2 separate regions of the Homo sapiens genome follow, and region 2 is linked to region 1. A link is an interaction called in ENCODE POLR2A ChIA-PET data of the cell type or tissue named here. Cell type or tissue: Caco-2. All regions are shown on one strand. Each heading gives the region's core, and the rest is flanking DNA. Links, peaks and the distances in the headings are about the cores only.

What was found. Peaks named below come from ENCODE experiments on the same cell type or tissue, not always from the same donor. Only the 100,000 strongest peaks of a DNase experiment are listed, where the experiment ranks them.
Region 2: POLR2A ChIA-PET joins it to region 1 with 5 read pairs; 1 of 35 experiments calls an interaction of 5 or more read pairs at or near these places.

The regions. Positions count from the first base shown.
Region 1 is chr19:2,885,371-2,893,193 of GRCh38, forward strand. No RefSeq gene overlaps it. Among named protein-coding and RNA genes, the nearest start is that of ZNF57, 12 kb to the right of the region's middle. RefSeq lists a silencer at 2,215-2,392. In Caco-2, for the core only: a CTCF peak has its summit at 2,171 (motif pointing right); DNase peaks (open chromatin) are centred at 2,461 and 3,771; H3K4me3 peaks cover 1,580 bases.
Region 2 is chr19:4,673,241-4,679,617 of GRCh38, forward strand. DPP9 (dipeptidyl peptidase 9) reads right to left here. Exons shown (of 22, transcript NM_139159.5): 22 at 1,987-3,416. The coding sequence ends at 3,324. DPP9-AS1 (DPP9 antisense RNA 1) reads left to right here and starts at 6,042. Exons shown (of 3, transcript NR_164163.1): 1 at 6,042-6,299. RefSeq lists enhancers at 2,731-3,691, 6,349-6,377. In Caco-2, for the core only: CTCF peaks have their summits at 4,081 (motif pointing left) and 4,282; DNase peaks (open chromatin) are centred at 4,064 and 5,852.

The DNA of each region.
Region 1 (7,823 bases), core at 1,554-6,553:
GGGGTCAGAACTCTGAGAATGCTGTGGTTTGGAACCTAAAAGGAATTCTACAGAGTTCCAAAGGGGATCCTTGGGTGGAGGGAAGGAGTGTCTTATCCTTGGGCATTTGAATCACGTCTTCCAAGGTTCTATCCTGAGGCCATTTGCAGCTCAGTTCTAGCTCCCTGACATATCAGGGTCAAACCCAGTTTTGTTTTTGTTTTGAGACGGAGTTTTGCTCTTGTTGCCCAGGCTGGAGTGAAATGGCGCGATCTCAGCTCACTGCAACCTCCGCCTCCCGGATTCAAGCGATTCTCCTGCCTCAGCCTCCCGGGTAGCTGGGATTACAGGCATGCACGACCCTGCCCGGCTAATTCTGTATTTTTAGTAGAGACTGGGTTTCTCCATGTTGGTCAGGCTGGTCTCGAACTCCTGACCTCAGGTGATTCGCCCGCCTGGGCCTGCAAGTTGAACCTGCATATCTTTGGAGATCTGGAACACACGCTAAGTTCAGAACCAGAACCGGAAGTGCTGAGGAGCTTTCCTTCTAGTCCCGCCCCTCACGCTGTCGCTTACGCTTCCAGTTAGCAACTTGGTCGTGGAAAACACCTGCCTGTGGCCAAGAGACGTGAAGTTAGAGCTTCAGAAGCGTCCAGGCCGGGCACAGTGGCTCACGCCTGTAATCCCACCACTTTGGGAGGACAAGGCGGGCGGATCACTTGAGGTCAGGACTTAGAGGCCAGCCTGGCCAACATGGCGAATTCCTGTCTCTGCTAAAAGTACAAAAATTAGCCGGGCGTGGTGACGCATGCCTGTAGTCCCATGTACTCGGGAGGCTAATGCAGGAGAATCGCTTGAACCCGGGAGGCGGAGCTTGCAGTGAGCCGAGATCGCGCCACTGCACTCCAGCCTGGGCGACAGAGCAAGACTCCATCTCAAAAAAAAAAAAAAAATATATATATATATATATATATATGAATAAAGTAATCTCACATTTGAATGAAGAATCATGAATCCTAATGGGACAATAGGGTGCCCAACTGTTCATATATTTATAAAGGAGTGGGACTTATTCCAGGAACTTAAATGTTTCCATATTGGAAAATCCAAATACGTTCATATAATTCACCAAGGAGATGAGAAATATCCTCAGGGAGGTAAGGGTGTATTTGTACATAAGTAAATTTCTATTTCTGTTTAGAAATACTTGTTTAGATCGCTTCTCGGCCTTTTGGGTAAGATCAAGCGTAAAAATACTTGTTTAGGAAAATAATTCCTTAAAGTGATTAAAAATACAACTATCTCAAAATTAGAGCCAAATTCAAAGACTTCATACATTAGTAGGGTCACCTGGTGTGGATGGAAGGACATGTCACATAATGCCAGTGTTCTGACTTTCTATGGCTGCATAATGCCGCCCCCAAAATTATTTATTTATTTTTTATTTTTTGAGACGGAGGTTTGCTCTTATTGTCCAGGCTGGAGTGCAATGGTGCGATCTCGGCTCACCGCAACCTCTGCCTCCCGGGTTCAAGCGATTCTCCCGCCTCAGCCTCCCGAGTAGCTGGGATTAGAGATATGTGCCACCACGCCTGGCTAATTTTGTATTTTTAGGAGAGACGCGGTTTCTCCAGGTTGGTCAGGCTGGTCTCAAACTCCTGACCTCAGGTGATCCGCCCTTCTCGGTCTCCCAAAGTGCTGGGATTACAGGTGTGAGCCACCGCGCCTGCCCCCGCCCCCCTAAAATTTAGATCACAACAACCACATTTATTTTGCTGAGGAACCTGATATTTATCCAGGACTGGGCAGAGGCAGCTCATCTTTGCCATTCTCCAGTTCCACACGGGCACAAATTGGGGTGGTTTTTTCGCATTCGTTTTTATAGGGCCTTTCACGATGTCTTTTTATCTCGGGAACCATGGGGAACTTTACGGCAAGTAACAATGTTCACACATAAAACAGGACGGTGTCATTTTTCTCTTTTTGTGCACACAAGTGTCAATTTTTACTGCACCATCAGTAAGTCTAGATTTAATCCAATATGAAAGAAAGTCAAACCCATCACAAAAGAGCAAGGTTATTCTGGCTTGAGCTCTAAAATGCACAAGTCATTGTCCTCTGCAGTCTTGTAAATAGCCTGACATCAGTTGTTTTAAGGTTTTAAGTAGTCTGCGTTTTCATTAGTTATCACTAGATGGTAGCAGAGAGCATCGGTCAGAATTAATAAAAGAGGGTTAAACCAGCTCAAGCAAGCGAAGCCAATGGCTGTAGTATTTAGGAAGCTGCTCAGACCAAGGCTATGGCTGAAGCAGCCCACCCATTCTACACACACGTGGGGCCCAGGAACCTTTGTAAAGTCCTCTACTGTTGGACCTTGTGTCTTGCCAAGTGGCTGTCAGTGTAGGCTGGCATTTAGTGCTGCGTGGCCTTATTGATGGTTACAACCATTTTTTCTGCTTTGGTACCACCCGCCATCTACCGGAACTCTTCAGTACATCTCCACGTGGATCTGAGCTGAGCTTCTCCCGCTTTCTCTGAGAGCATTTCCAGCCAATATGTGTCTGCTTGGTCATGTCCTTGCCTCTGCCCCTTAGCCAGGAACTTTACACAAACATAAAATGTATCTATACCTCTACATCATGCCATAAATGAAAATTGTTTCCAGATTTATCACCGAAGATAAATGTGAAAACATAAGAGATCATGAATTGGAATAAGCAAACATTTCTGAAAACACAAAAACACCATAAAATAGAATGAACAGATATTAGAAGCTACAAAACAAAAGGCACCATAGCAGAGTGAAAAGAGAGTTTATAGAATGGAAGAAGAAACGTGCGATACACAGATCTGGCAAAGGGCTTGCATACAGAGTCTAAACGCTCCTATAAATTACTAAGAAGGCAGGCAGCACAATAGAGAAGTAAAATTACAGATTTGATTAATCATTCACAAAGGAAGCTTGTCCAAGTGGCTAATATTTAAATGATAATTCAGTTTTTTCTTAAGGGAAATGCAAATTAGAGCGAAAATGACATACTACTACTCCCTACCATACTGACTGAAAGCCCAAAACATCCAGGAAAATGCTATTGCTGAATATGTGCAACAGAAATGCTAAGTTGTGGCTGGCACAGTGGCTCACGCCTGTAGTCCCAGCATTTTGGGAGGCTGAGGCGGGAGGATCGCTTGCGCCCAGGAGTTCAAGACCAGCCTGGGCAACACAGTGAGACCACCCCCCCCATCTCTAAAAAGAAAAAATAAATAAAAATTAAAAAAATGCTAAGTTGCTACAACGTCTTTGGAAAACTGTGCCTTTTGCATGGCTCGGTATGTTTAGATACACAAATCCTTATTGTGGTGGAGCCCCTTCCTTCCGAGCTTTCCGGAAAACCAACGACACAACTCCCCAAACAGGAAGCACAACCCGCTTGCACCTGTGCACCATGCTCGGTTGGAGCTCCCAGCTGCCTCCAGGGCACAGCGGCTTTGGAGGAGGGGCCGCGTTGCATGCTGGGAGCAATCTGAGGGGCGGGACCCTAGCGTTTAAGGGCTGTCCTTTTTTGAACCACATTTCCAAAGCGCTCGGGTTCCCCGAGTGGTGCCCCAAGCAGTGGACGAGCAAGGTGCCCGAGAAGGAGGGGACCACAGACACCGCCTGGTGTCCACGGACTACCAGGAAGCCAGGGGGCGGTGGCCTCCGTGGGGAATGCGCATGTGCGGTCCCGAGCCTCAGGCTAGCGTTCGGGACTAGAGTGGGGCGTCGCCGCCGCATGTTGCACCTGTCGGCAGCGCGGCCTCTCCCGGATGTGACGTAGCGTGACGCCTGCAGGATTGATGCTGAAATGACGAGGTGGCAGCGCCGGTTCCTGTAGCTGAGGGGTGTGAGTTCGAGGTCTGATTGTCCTCGTTTTCTACTTCCGGTCACCTCACTGCCACATGGCAGGCCTCCAGGGGAATACGCTTAAGATGAGACACCTGCGCATCTCTCTTTTTTTTTTTTTTTTTTTTTGAGACGGAGTCTCGCTCTGTCACCCAGGCTGGAGTGCGGTGGCGCAATCTCGGCTCACTGCAAGCTCCGCCTCCTGGGTTCACGCCATTCTCCTGCCTCAGCCTCCCGAGTAGCTGGGACCACAGGCGCCCGCCACCACGCCCCGCTAATTTTTTGTATTTTTAGTAGAGACGGGGTTTCATCGTGTTAACCAGGATGGTCTCCATCTCCTGACCTTGTGATCTGCCTGCCTCGGCCTCCCAAAGTGCTGGGGTTACAGGCATGAGCCACCGCGCCTGGCCTCTTTTTTTTTTTTTCTTTTGAGACAGAGTTTCGCTCTGTCACCCAGGCTGGAGTGCCGTGGCCTCATCTTGGCTCCCTGCAACTTCCACCTCTCAGGTTCAAGCCATTCTCCTGCCTCAGCCTCCCGAGCAGCTGGGACTACAGACGCGCACCACCACGCCCAGCTAATTTTTGTATTTTTAGTAGAGACGGGGTTTCACCATGTTGGCCAGGCTGGTCTCGAACTCCTGACCTCAGGTGATCCACCCACCGCGGCCTGCCAAAGTGCTGGGATTACAGGCGCGAGCCAGCACACCCGGTCACACCTTTGCATCTCTAGGCAAGATTCGTAGTCAGAAGACACAAAACCAGACTTGGAATTCCTGATTTAGGGTTGAAATGGCCTCAAGCCTGGGAATACGTGCAGATACCTAAGGACTGGAATTCCGCCCAGGATGACCCTCAAAGGGAAGTTCACGTTTCAGACCTACGGTGTGTGCAGAGCTCAGGCCCCAGGAACTTGGGGACAGAGGTGCCTTCTCGCTTCTCTCTGAATCTGTGTCTGAGGTGAGAGAGGCATGGCCCTGGTGGCCTTTCTTAATTTCAGGTTGGGTTCCAAGAAAGCAATGACGGCTCGCGATTTCTTCTTTCTCACGCCATTCTCTGTTCGGTTGCCAAGGAAGTGGAAAAAAATTGGTTTTGCTTATCTAAAAAGGTTCAGGTGAGTTTATTTTTATTATTTATTTATATGTATTTATTTTTTGAGATGGAGCCTCGCTCTGTCGCCCAGGCTGGAGTGCAATGGTGCAACCTCTCTGCAACCTCCGCCTCGCGGGTTCAAGCGATTCTCCTGCTTCAGCCTCCTGAGTAGCTGGGATTACAGGCATTCGCAACCACGCCCAGTTAATTTTTGCATTTTTAGTAGAGACGGGTTTCACCGTGTTGACCAGGCTGGTCTTGAACTCCTGACCTCATGTGATCCACCTGTCTCCGCCTCCCAAAGTGCTGGGATGACAGGCGTGAGCCACCATACCTGGCCGACTTGCTGTTTAATTCAGCAAAAAGGTGTTGTATTTCTGCTTTGCTGTGACATGTATCGGAAAATTGAGCATATGGAAATAATGAGTGTGAAGAGCAGCATGTGCTCCTGTTTGGGCATTATGCCTCATTAGAAAAAAATCTGGCCTTTCCGGAGGTTGCAGTGAGCCGAGATTGTGCCACTGCACTCCAGCCTGGGTGACAGGGTGAGACTCAGTCTCAAAAACAAAACAAAACAAAAACTACCATCTCCTATAAAAGGGCATTAAAATTTTCCAAAATTTGGGATTTTGAACACCGTCCCAATTTAGTATCAAAGTATTTTTGAGAATGCCAAATATCCTTTGATACTAAATTGGGACGCTGTTCAAAATGACACAGTGTCTGCAGCTCACCTTCATTATTCCTAGACTCTCCCTTACCATCCACAGCTCTTCTTGCATCTACCGGATCACCAAGAACTTGCACAGCTATCATTCTGCTTGTAGGAAAGGGCACATGCTGGATTAAAACCGTGCAGATGACCACATCCTTTTACAAACCAGGGGCAACTCTGTGGCTTCCTAGGCTACAGATTCTCTCAGACTACACTAGCAGCAAATTGAGAAGGCCACCTCTTTAATACAATTTACAATTCATTCAAAAGGACTCTATAAACAGCCACACTTGATGGCCCGAATAACTGGTGAGACTCTGGTGACCTTTTCACTTCATAGGTACATATCATATTACCTAAAGCTTTTGAGCATTGCAAAAATAAAGATGGACCGGCCAGGCATGGTGGCTCACGCCTGTAATCCCAGCACTTTGGGAGGCCGTGGCAGGCAGATCACGAGGTCAGGAGATCGAGACCATCCTAGCTAACACGGTGAAACCCCATCTCTATTAAAAATACAAAAAATTAGCCGGGTGTGGTGGCGGGCACCTGTAATCCCAGCTACTCAAGAGGCTGAGCCAGGAGAATCACTTGAACCTGGGAGGCGGAGGTTGCAGTGAGCCACGATTGCGCCATTGTACTCCAGTCTGGGCAACAGAGCAAGACTTCATCTCAAAAAATCAATCAATAAATAAAGATGGACCATGAGAGTTTTATTTTGTAGGAAATTATTACTCTGTTAACTCCATGAATGCAGGACTGGGTATCACTCCACACTATTTACAAACACCCTGAGCAGTCCCTGTGATAGTGTTTACTTAACACATACTGAGTGATGGAAATATAAATTAATAAATACATCCTCATTCTCCAATGCCCCACCATCCATAGAAAAAATGCAAAATACGTCCCTCTGTTTTCCCGATTATCTCCCTTGTGGATTATTTTCTTCCAAGACCCATTTTTTTTTTTTTTTCGGACGAAATCTTGGTCTGTCGCCAGGCTGGAGTGCAGTGGCAGGATCTCGGCTGACGGCAACCTCCACTTCCCGGGTTCAAGTGATTCTCCTGCCTCAGCCTCCCCAGTAGCTGGGATTACAGGTGCCTGCCACCAGGCCCGGCTAATTTTTGTATTTTTAGTAGAGACGGGGTTTCACCATGTTGGCCAGGCTGATCTCGATCTCTTGACCTCATGAACCGCCCACCTCAGTCCCCCAAAGTGCTGGGATTACAGGCGTGAGCCACCGCGCCTGGTCCCCAAGACCCGTATTTTTTATATCAAGTCTCTACTTGTTACATTAAAATCTTTACTTTTTAAAAAAAATCTCTTTTCCCAGAAAAATACACGCCCTCGAACTGCGAGGACTTATTCTATATTGAGAGCCTGCTGTGTCTTGATTACTTTTCAGCCTAATTTTTTGTTTTGAGCTTACAATGCCTGGTATATAAGAGAGGCTCAAAAAGTAGGATCAGGTTAAAATCATGGTCTTTGGGCTAGAAGGAATTTTTCTTTTCTTTTCTTTTCTTTTTCTTTTTCTTTTTTCTTTTCTTTTTTTTTTTTTTTTGAGACAGAGTCTTTCTCTGTTGCCCAGGCTGGAGTGCAGTAGCACAAACTCGGCTCACTCCCGGGCTCAAGTGACTTTCCTGCCTCAGCCTCCCAAGTAGCTGGAACTACAGGCACATGCCACTGCACATGGCTAATTTTTGTATTTTTTATAGAGATGGGGTTTCTCCATGTTACCCAGGCTGGACTTGAGCTGCTGAGCTCAAGTGATCCGCCCACCTCAGCCTCCCAAAGTGCTGGGATTACAGGCGTGAGCTACTATACCCAGCCTACGAAGACTTGTTCTGAATCCTGATCCTACCTTATAACTTGCTAGCTTTGTAATCTGTAAGTCTGTTACCCACAAAAGGAGACAATAAATGTATCTACATTATAGTTTTGGAAGATTAAGTGAATTTATATATGTTCATTGAATTATAGGAAACAAAACCATACCAGATATATGGTAAGCAATATTCAACTCTTTACATGGAAGGAAAAATCAGCCCTTGAGAACTGGGACCTGGCCTGGCATTCGTCCCACGCCACATGATTCTGTTGAACAGCAATGATTTTACACCACCCCGACATCAGATGGGGCCACGGGGTGAGAAT
Region 2 (6,377 bases), core at 1,378-6,377, 1.8 Mb after region 1:
GCAGTGAGCTGAGATTACACCACTGCACTCCAGCCTGGGTGACAGAGCGAAACCCTGTGTCCAAAAAAAAAAAAAAAAAAAGGAAAGAAAGAAAAAGAAAAGAAAACAAGGCTGGACACAGTGGCTCTTGTAATCTCAACACTTTGGGAGGCCAAGGTGGGAGGATCACTTGAGCCCAGGAGGTCGAGGTTGCAGTAAGCTGTGATTATACCACTGCATTCCTGCCTGGGTGACAGAGGAGCAAACAACAAATTATTCCACGGATCCCACTAATCATGATATGAAATCTGTCAGTCCTAAAGGACAAGATTCGATCACACAAATATTAGATTATTTATTTATTTTTTTTTTTAAATTTGAGACAAGGTCTTGCTCTGTCGCCCAGGCTGAAATGCAGTGGTAGTTTCAGCTCCCTACAGCCTTAACCTCCTGGGCTCAAATGATCCTCCCACTCAGCCTCCCAAGTAGCTGGGATTACAAGGCATGCAACACTCACCCAGCTATTATTATTATTATTTTTTTGTAGTGATGGGGTTTATGCCATGTTGCTGTGGCTAGTCTCAAACTCCTGTGCTCAAATGATTCACCCACCTTGGCCTCCCAAAGTGCTGGCATTATAGGTGTGAGCCACTGTGCCTGGCCTCCTTTTTGTGTGTGTGTGTGTCTGTGTGAGACAGGGTCTCACTCTGTTGCCCAGGCTGGAGAAACCTCCTCAGCTCACTGCAACCTCCTCCTCCTCCAGGGCTCAAGTGATCCTCCCACTGCAGCCTCCTGAGTAGCTGGGACTACAGGCGTGCACCATTGCGCTGGGCTAATTCTTCAATTTTTAGTCGAGATGGGGTTTCACCATATCGCCCAGGCTGGTCTCAAACTCCTGGGTTCAAGTGATCTGCTGGCCTCAGCCTCCCAAAGTATTGCGATTACAGGCGTGAGCCACCACACATGGCCTTTTTTTTTTTGAGGCTGATCTCAAATGCCTGGGCTCAAGCCAACCTCTCGCCTTGGCCTCCTGATTAGCTGCGATTACAGGTGGAGGCCACTGTGCCTGAGTCCCCTAAATATCATTTTGTACTGGAATTTTTTTCTTTTTTATACTTCCTTTTTGATGTTGTTGTTGTTGTTTTGGAGACTAGGGTCTTACTCTGTCACCCAGGCTGGAGTGCAGTGGCATGATCACAGCTCACTGCAGCCTCGACCTCCCGAGACTAAAGTGATCCTCCAGCCTCAACCTCCTGAGTAGCTGGGACTGCAGGCATGCGCCACTACACCCAGCTAATTTTTGTTTTTGTAGAGCCAGGGTTTCACACCATGTTGCCCAGGCTGGTCTCCAACTCCTGGACTGATGCAATCCACCCATCTTGGCATCCAAAAGTGCTGGGATTACAGGTGTGAGCCACCACGCCCGGCCTCGTATGTTTTTTTAAGCCCCCCCCCCCCTTTTTTTTTTTTTAAAAAAAGTGGAAATTTCCAAAGGATGGAGCAAGTGGATAAGCAGGGCAGTCCATCCCTGCTGTTAGAAATGGAGCCCACATGCCCCGCACGTTGCAAACAGGGTCTGCTGGGTGTCTTGGCTGCTGGGACGATGTGAGGAGGGCCTTGGCCTGTCGTGGTCCTCAGGGTGCAGAGTCTCAGGTAGAAAAGGAGGTGTTGGCTGGGGGAGGATCCAGCATGGAGGATGCTGTAATTTGGGTTGTGCTGAGGCTCTGGGGAGCCCGGGGGGCCAGTCCAGGCCACACACGACAGCCAGAGCTGAGTCCCTGGAGACCGGTAGACCTTCCTAGACCAGCGAGGACAGGACTACCCTCATCAGGTGGCTGGGGCCATCCTCTGTGGGTCAGTCTGATCAGGGCATGGTGCCCAGGCAGCCCCAGCACCCCAGGAGTCCCCACAGATGGCAGTGCCCTTCTGCCATGTCTTGTCTGTTGCCCCCCGGAAGCCCCTCCCACTCAGGAGCCCCAGGACTTAGAAGGAACCTCAGGCAGGTGACATGTTTCCAACTGGAATCGTTTAATGTGTCTACTTCTTCCACGCATAATTATAAAAGAATAAGAATCGACAAAAATATTTTCTTTCCATAATATGTAGAGGTGGTTTGTTTCTTTTTTTTTTTTTTCTTTTCTTTTTACTTTTTTTTTTGCCCGCCCCTGGCAGAGCTCTTGGCGGGGAGGGAAGGGGAGAGGGAAATATAACCCTGAGGTGGGGATGGTTCAGCTCCCAACCCCGGAACCCCTGGTGTGTACGGGTCAGGCAGACACATGTGGCTGGGCGGCTGGGCTGGGGAGGGGACAGCCGCCACTGACCAGCAGAGCGTGGAAGTTCGGTGCGTTTCAGTGCCTGCCTGAAAGCTTGGGGACAGGAGGGCTGTCCACAGGTGGTGCCCCCCGCGGGCCCTGGCCGCTTCTCCTGTGGGGCCCGCATGACCCTCTGCTCGGGCTTGGGAAGAAATGGAGCCTACCAGGTGCTGGGTTGCAACCCCGCTGCCCGGTGTGGACCCCAAGTCTAGATTTAGGCACCCCTTGCTTTCTGTCTTTTATTTTTTATTTATTTTGAGACAGAGTTTCGCTCTTGTTGCCCAGGCTGGAGTGCAATGGTGCGATCTTGGCTCACCGCAACCTCCACCTCCCGGGTTCAAGCGATTCTCCTGCCTCAGCCTCCCGAGTAGCTGGGATTATAGGCACGCGCCACCACACCCGGCTAATTTTTTGTATTTTTAGTAGAGACGGGGTTTCCCCATGTTGGCCAGGCTGGTCTTGAACTCCCAACCTCAGGTGATCCGCCCGCCTCAGCCTCCCAAAGTGCTGGGATTACAGACGTGAGCCACCGCGCCCGGCCTGTCTTTTAAATAATTATGAAAAATATCCCCCCAAACAAAACACAAACATCAAGTTGGGGAGGCTGGCCGGGGGGGACAGGCAATTGCATGCTTGGGTGCTGGGGACGGTGGCTGGCCGGGCCAGGGGACTGAGAGGTCACAGGGAGCCCCAGGCGGAAGGCAGCCCGCTCCTCTGAGTCTCTTCTGGCCTCTCCAGTGCCCATCAGCGTGTGACCTCCTCCTCCCAGAAGGCGGGGAGAGGAGGGGCTGGCCCGAGACCACCATCTCTCTGTCTCGGCAACCAAGAAGCAGCGGACATAAAACCCAAGAGCGTTTAAAAAAGGATAAAAGGCGTCGGGGCGGTGAAGGCAGCGGCTCCTCGGGGCTGGCCAGCGCTGGGCGGGACAAAGTGCCTCACTGGGGCCCGCGGGCCACTCAGTCCCTCCCGCCTGGTTCCCCGCGGAGGCTGCAGCCACTTGTGCTGTGATGTGGCGGCTCCCGGTGGGCAGGCTCAGAGGTATTCCTGTAGAAAGTGCAGCAACGTGACTTCATAGTGCTCGCCCGACTCGGGGCAGCGAATACTGTGTCTCTCGTTGGGGTAGATCTGCGGGGAGACAGGAGGCAGGGCTGGGGGGCGTGGCCGGACCACCCCCGTGTCCTAGGCTCCTCCCTTATTCTGGCTCAGGGCATCCGGGAAGGCGCAGGTGCTCTGAGGCCCAGTGATCTGGGTTTGAATCCCACCTCGGCTGTTGACTTGCAGTGTAACTCTGGGCCTCTCTAAAAAATGGGGTGAATCCGGACCTCACAGTCTTTGGGAGGATTTGGTAAGACAAAGTTTACAAAACGCCTTGCGGTGTGCACGCGCTTGCACAGAGGAAAGATTTAGGAAGAAACCGTTTGCCTCTTTCCCCCAAACCGGCTGACGGGCGACCAACTCATCTCTGTGGAGGTGGCTGAGGCTTCAAGCCTCAGGGACATCTGGTGCCCTGGTCTCGAGCCATTTCCACTTTACCAAAAGGCATGTGACTAGCTCTGGGCCTTAGGACAGCTGCCTGTGAGGATTTGTGAAGCATTTTCTGGGTCCTCTTAGCGCCCAAGGGGGATCAAGCCAAGAGGCAGGCAGTAACATGGAACTCCCCAGGCTCCTGAGACCTGGACCAGCCAACGCCAGGCCTGGGGGTGGATCCACACGGGGATGCAGGTCCTGCCTCTGGCCACGAAGGAGGGCTCTCGAGGCACTGACGGACAACCCCTATAGCTCCCCACTGCCCCCTAGGGGTTGGTAGGACCAAGGCATGAAAATAACCCTACGTTCTCCACAAAGAACCCCGGGGCTGGCCGGCAGCAGGGGCAGGTGGCCCATCTACGCCACCTCCTGCCAGTGAGATGGGTTTCTGAATCATCCCCTCCTCTCCAGGCTCCTGGTCCCCACTGTTGCCCATCACCCTGGGAATGCACCAAGCCACCCACTGGTTTCCCCTCCTCTACTCTTGCCTTCTTTAATCCATCCCTGGATGAATCACGAGTTTGATGACACCGTCCCCAGCCTAGACCTCTGCAAGGACTTGCCAGTCTGACATCAAGACCAGCTTCCAGGTCCTGCTGCCCCAGGCACTTCAAGGGCCCACTCCTTCCCCAGCCCGGGCAGTGGCACTCCCTGGGGCAGACTCTGCTGCCCTTGACACCAGCCATATGCACATGTTGTGCCCATGCCTTTATGCCACTCTGGGTCCCAGCTGCCTGGTTACTTTTTCCTCTTGGCTAAGAGGGCAGATAGAGGGTCTGTCTGGCTCCCCAATGAGCTTCCAGACCAAGCCCAAGGCCCGGCATGTGACAAATGTGATTTGTGTATAAAGAGGGCCTGGGGCCGCCAGCTGCCTGGCCCAGATGTTTTGGGGTCTTTGAAACAGAAGGAGAGGTGCACTCTATCTGTCCCACACAATGCCATGTTCCCACCCCACAGCCTATCTCATCTCACGTTCTACTTCCTGTGGGGAGGCAGTGAGACAGGACCCTGGGCCCACCCTGTGTGCTGAATGCTTTTCTTTTTTCTTTCTTTTCTTTTTTTTTTTTCTTTTGAGACGGAGTCTCCCTCTGCCGCCCAGGCTGGAGTGCAGTGGCACAATCTCGGTTCACTGGAACCTCCGCCTCCCAGGTTCAAGCGATTCTCCTGCCTCAGCCTCCCGAGTAGCTGGGACTACAGGCGTGTGCCACCACACTCGGCTAATTTTTGTATTTTTAGTAGAGACGGAGCTTTGCCATGTTAGCCAGGCTGGTCTCAAACTCCTGGCCTCAAGTGATCCACCCGCCTCAGCCTCCCAAAGTGCTGGGGTTACAGGCGTGAGCCACCACGCCCGGCCTGAATGCTTTTCTGAAGACCTTGTTTGGCCCCAGCAGCCTTCAAGGAGGCCGAGTTATCATGACCGTTTCAAAGACGGAGAAACGAGGTGCAAGGGTGAATGCTGTCCCAGCTACCTGGCCCCTGGGAAGGCAGTGGGCTCGGGTCTCAGGCTGGGAAGAGACATCTGAAGTTCCATTCCAGCCCTGCCTGATATCACTCCCTGGGCTGCTTGGGATGTGGGGTGTCGGTGGGGGGCACCGCCAAGAGATCAGCTCATCACCGCACAAGGTGGCTCTGCCTCCCTCCTGCTCTGCGGCCCCATTTCCCTGCTCTGTTGAAAGGCAACAGGACGCTCCCCACAGGACAGAGCATGCCGAGGCGCCCAGGAAGCAGAAATTGTCTGCAGTCCACAGGTAATAAAACCTGGCCCTCTTGCCTCCAAGATACCTCCTGAATCTCCCGCCGGTACAACTATGGACCACGTCCCACTGTCCCCCACAGGCCATCCACAAAGCAGCCAGAGAAATGTGGGTCAAATGGCAAGCCGCCCAACTCTATGCTCTGCTCACAAGCCCGAGTCACCTCCCACCACCCTCAGTTGAAAATCCAGCCGAAGCCCCGCCCCCGCTGAGGCCCCACCCCTCTATAGCAGAAGCTCCACCCTGCTTACTGAGGGCCCCCCCTCCTCTACAGCAGAAGCCCCACCCTCCTCACCGCTGAGGCGCTGCTCCCACACCGAGCCCCACCCTCTCCACTACCGAGGCCCTTCCCCACACCGAGGCCAACCATTTACTGCGGAAGCCCCACCCACCGTAACACTGAAGCCCCGTCCCTCTGCAGAAGTCCCACCCTCCTCGCCATTGAGGCCCCGCCCATAACCATGCCCACCCCTTAGCGCAGAAGCCCCGCCCACCTAGACTGAGCCCCACGTTGCTGCCAAGGCTCCACCCACTCCCCCACTCTCCTCCCGCTCGGTCCCCCAAGCCTGGCTGGCTCCACTCACTCTAGCACCCTTCACTGCTGCCTCCTCAGGGAATGCTTGGCCCCAGCGCCTTAGGAAGGAGCCTGCTAGGGCCTTCAGCACTCAGCGGTTTCTTCTACGCAATTTCTCAGTTTCAAATAAAGCCCGTCTGCGGGGCAATTTCGGTAAGGGTTCCTCCCTCCATTAGGCCCGGAGCAGGGGTGGGTGTGGCAGCCCCCGATCCCGTGCTTCCAGCACCGAAG